2 separate regions of the Homo sapiens genome follow, and region 2 is linked to region 1. The links are chromatin loops, found by intact Hi-C in ENCODE. Cell type or tissue: PC-9. All regions are shown on one strand.

Evidence for each region. Peaks named below come from ENCODE experiments on the same cell type or tissue, not always from the same donor. Only the 100,000 strongest peaks of a DNase experiment are listed, where the experiment ranks them.
Region 2: it touches region 1 in a loop (20-fold over the local background); 8 of 110 quality-filtered maps call a loop at or near these places.

Annotation. Positions count from the first base shown.
Region 1 is chr6:136,844,732-136,847,231 of GRCh38, forward strand. It overlaps PEX7 (peroxisomal biogenesis factor 7), which reads left to right. Exons shown (of 10, transcript NM_000288.4): 4 at 884-961; 5 at 1,342-1,450. Among named protein-coding and RNA genes, the nearest start is that of PEX7, 23 kb to the left of the region's middle. In PC-9, a CTCF peak has its summit at 1,510 (motif pointing right); a DNase peak (open chromatin) is centred at 1,510; H3K27ac peaks cover 689 bases.
Region 2 is chr6:137,636,373-137,638,872 of GRCh38, forward strand. No RefSeq gene overlaps it. Among named protein-coding and RNA genes, the nearest start is that of LINC03004, 28 kb to the right of the region's middle. RefSeq lists a silencer at 952-1,011. In PC-9, no CTCF peak of the experiment used is centred here; a DNase peak (open chromatin) is centred at 979; H3K4me3 peaks cover 361 bases; H3K27ac peaks cover 1,024 bases.

The DNA.
Region 1 (2,500 bases):
AGTGACGGGATCAGTATTACTGATGTTTTTTTTCCTCAGCCTCCAACATGGCTCAATATAGTACTGGGCAGCAGAGAGAAAGTAACCCACATGTAAGCGGCTTAAGCCCAGATACTCATACTTCCTACGTATATGTGGGAGAGAGTAGTAAGATTCAAAGTAACCTGCTGGCTGATCACCAATGTGATATACCAATGGCATATACTCAGGTCCTTGTCAGGACTAATTTCATAAAGTATAATTATGCACATATTTTGTTGAACTTAGTTTACAGCAGTGATCTGTGTATAATCTGTTGTATAAAATGAAAGAATGAAAACATTTCCAAAAGTTTTCAAGTAGTTCATTTGAAATGGTTCACTGAGAGCAGTGAAGCATATACTTTAGAATAGCAGCATTGGATAACTAAAACTGTTTACCAAGAGATCTGGAAGGATCACCTGGTTCCTGCAAGCTTTTTCTAAGAAAGGCCAGATAGGGATATTAATTGAATTTTAATGCTTTCCAATAAACATTGACCCAGCAAGCTTTTTTAGATGACTAACTTTCTAATCTGCTTTGACATTTCTTCGTGGGGCTGCAAACAGTGATTTGTTGGTAGGTTTTAAAATATGTATAATTTGTTTTAGTGAAGAAGGTTTGGAAGTATACTGTAGAATTCTGTGAAAGCAGAATGGAGTCTTATCTGTAAGGAATAAGTCTGGAGGAATGGACAAGATCAACTTTTCATTTCTCAGACACCTTGTTGAGATGGATAGGAATTATTTGATGTTTTGACATAGTAAATTAGTTGTTCTGCCTCTCATTGTTATGTAACAAGAGATAAAATGCAATGTTGAACTTGATGGTCTTTTGCTTTCTAAACACTTTTCAATGTTTTTAGGTGTATAGTGTTGATTGGAGCCAAACCAGAGGTGAACAGCTTGTGGTGTCTGGCTCATGGGATCAAACTGTCAAATTGGTATGTTAGCATTATTGTATTCAAAAACGAATATTCCCTTCTCTAGAGCTTCCACTAAATTTTCTTCTCTTTTTCCAACATACTTCTGTAGCTCTATGATTCGACAGCTGAGCTTTCTTTTAAAAAAAAAATTAAAACACTTATTAGAACTTAAAATTTTCTAATCTTTTGGCTGTGAACTAATAGTTAGCTCAGCATTAGTTTGGCCCTTAAATACAGTCTTGCTTTATATCAAAACAGATCTTTAAAAATCCTTGAGATCTGTATATATATTGTATGCATATATATAAATGTATATAGTTTATTGGTGTATGTAGTATATGTAAAAGCATAAATTTGAATTTATCCCTCAAGTAATTGATCTATTCATTTATTTGTAGTGGGATCCAACTGTTGGAAAGTCTCTGTGCACCTTTAGAGGCCATGAAAGTATTATTTATAGCACAATCTGGTCTCCCCACATCCCTGGTTGTTTTGCTTCAGCCTCAGGTAAATTATTCTGTATTTACCAAAAGCCTTACTTGTAGTGAATGGTGGCCTTGTTTTTACCATTAGGTGGCGCTGTGTACCTTAGCTTCAGAGAGAAAACAGGAGAATATTACTATTCTTTTGTGTTCTTAAGACTTTACTTCTTTTTTTATTTTTATTTTTTTATTTTTATTATTATACTTTAAGTTCTAGGGTACATGTGCACAACGTGCGGGTTTGTTACATGTGTGTGCATGTGTGCCATGTTGGTGTGCTGCACCCATTAACTCATCATTTACATTGGATATATCTCCTAATGCTATCTCTCCCCCCTTCCCCCACCCCATGACAGGCCCCGGTGTGTGATGTTCCCCATCCTGTGTCCAAGTGTTCTCATTGTTCACTTCCCACCTATGAGTGAGAACATGCGGTGTTTGGTTTTCTGTCCTTGGAATAGTTTGCTCAGAATGATGGTTTCCAGCTTTGTCCATGTCCCTACAAAGGACATGAACTCATCCTTTTTTATGGCTGCATAGTATTCCATGGTGTATATGTGCCACATTTTCTTGATCCAGTCTATCATTGTTGGACATTTGGGTTGGTTCCAAGTCTTTGTTATTGTGCATAGCGCCGCAGTAAACATACATATGCATGTCTTTATAGCAGCATGATTTATAATCTTTGGGTATATATCCAGTAAATGGAATGGCTGGGTCAAATGGTATTTCTAGTTCTAGATCCTTGAGGAATCGCCACACTGTCTTCCACAATGGTTGAACTAGTTTACAGTCCCACCAACAGTATAAAAGTGTTCCTATTTCTCCACATCCTCTCCAGCACCTGTTGTTTCCTGACTTTTTGATGATCGCCATTCTAACTGGCGTGAGATGGTATCTCATTGTGGTTTTGATTTGCATTTCTCTGAAGGCCAGTGATGATGAGCATTTTTTCATGTGTCTGTTGGCTGCATAAATGTCTTCTTTTGAGAAGTGTCTGTTCATATCCTTTGCCCACTTTTTGATGGGGTTGTTTGATTTTTTCTTGTAAATTTGTTTTTAAGTTTTTTGTAGA
Region 2 (2,500 bases), 790 kb after region 1:
CTTACAATAAAGTAAGCTAGAGAAAAAAAATATTGTTAAGAAAATCATAAGGAAGAGAAAATATATTTACTATGTATTAAGTGCCATGTCGATCATCATAAAGGTCTTCATACTCATCATTTTCATGTTGAGTGGACTGAGGAGGAGGAGAAAGAGGAGGGGTTGTTCTGGTTGCCTCAAAGGTGGCAGAGGTGGAAGAAAATCTGAGTATAAGTGCACCCATGCAGTTTAAATCTGTGTTATTTGAAGGTCAACTGTATTTTTTAAAATTGTGGTAAAAACACATAACATAAAATTTATCATCCTAACCATTTTAAATGTACAATTTAGTAGTGTAAAGTATATTCACATTGTTATACAACAGGTCTCCAGAACCTTTCCATCTTGCAAAACTGAAACTACACTCATTGAACACCAACTGTCCATTTCCCCCTCCCCCAGCCTCTGGCAACCACCATTCTCCTTTCCTAATGTTCATCCATGTTGCAGCATATAACAGAATTTCCTTCTTTTTTAAGGCTGAATAATGTGCTATTGTGTGTATATACCATATTTTTTTTTATCCATTCATCTGTTGATGGACATTTGGGTTGTTTCCACATCTTGACTATTGTGAATAGTGCTGCAATGAACACGGGTGTGCAAATATCTCTTTGAGATCCAGCTTTGCATTCTTTTGAATATATACCTGGGATTGCTGGATCACATGGTAATTCTATTGCATCTATTTTCAGTGCTCTTCTGCCACAGGCTGCCAAGAAAACTTAGGAAAAACTCACAGGTCACATTTGAGAGCTTTCATGCTGCTTAGAGCTTCCTGGTTTGATTCCATCCGAGTCTATGAGGAAATGGCTGCTCTGGGAAGAAGCAGGAGTTAATTCAAGTCTGGAGAATGCCTGCTTTTTTGAAATCCCCAGCATGCTACATGTGATATGGGCTTATAAGAACCACATGCTTTCTCATGCTCCTTTGGCTCAACCTCAGAGGCATTCTAGAGTTGGCCCTTGCAGCTAGAAACCACAAGAATGTCAATGATGCAATTTAAAATATGCCAGTTCCCACTCCACTGGTCTGTAAACTAAATAAATTGCACAAAAACCCCTACAGTCTCACCTCCTTTATCAGAGGAAATTATTGAGAAGGTTTCAGTGATTTAGAAAATATTCAAGCATAGCTTCTTAAACATCAAGTAGCAGCATTATATGGAGTTGGTTTTGTTTAATAGTTTATTCACAACACTCAGTAATTGAACCACTAGGTACCATGGTGACAGAAATGAAGGTAGATGGATGGGAGTTATAGAAAGACAATGGGTCCCCTGTCTTTAATGTTAATTAGTTGGCCCCTGCCATATATTCCATCTGTTCACATACTGTGACCTCAACATACATGCTGCATGAAGAAAAAAAACTCAAAATATATATTAAACAATTATTAAGTTGGAAGTTTTAGAAATTGACCTAGGAGGTTGATATTTATAAAATATTTTTCCTGCCTTTTGAAAATTAAATGAAGATATAAAATTTACCATTAAAGAGAGGATATTTCAATTTCTTTGCTGTTAACTAACTATCATTTGCACTTTACAGGAGAATCAATTATGGACAATTACCAGTCAGTTGTTGGCCAATCAGATATTTTGATCCATGATTTGCTCCAGGCACCATTGTGGATTTAGATGTGAAGACAGTCCTGGGATTTCAATTTCTTCAGATGCTAGTGGTGTTTCTTGTAATTGTCAAAGCAGTGAACCAATCAAAGCACCTGAATTGAGTTAGGTTACTGTATAGGGTATGGGTTTTAAAATTGACCTTTTACCTCTATAAAGTCAAGGTCTTGCAATTAAGGAGACTTTTAAATATAGTTCCAGTTTGGGTAAGTATCTAAGCCCAAAGGAAGAGAGGAGTTAGAAGTTTGTAAGTATCAGCTTCAAAAATTTTTATACCGAAAAACTGGCCAAGAGGGGAAATGAGAAACACAAACATTTATCTCAAGAAAACAAGATAAACAACAGCAAAACACAAAAAATTTTGGAAAGGAAGACAGTTCACAATGAAAATTTTCTCTATTTCTATTTGCAAACCCTAAATAACTATTTTATGCTGATTGTGGAAGAGTTCAGTGAAAATTTGTGACTTCCTTTCATGGAGAAGACAGACTTGAGTGCCTATTGCCCCTCCAATGGGAAAGCAGTGTAAAGCTTGCTGCTTTCCTTGCACTGGAGGTTAGGCCTAATTGAACAAATGTATAACTGAATTGCATGTGTGTGGTGGCAGAGAGAGAAAGAGAGAGTGAGAGCCAGAGAGAGAGATGGAGAGAGAGAGAGAAATCCTTCAACGACTGGAGAGCTGAGAGAATGCCCGAGCCAGAGTCGCAGATCCCCTCAAAACAGAAGATATAAGAATAGTACCATTACTACCTGGGGCCATTGTTTTGAAAAAATAATGTCTGTATATCAGAGGAGCATATAAGTTAGTACACAGGCTCTGCAACAAGACTG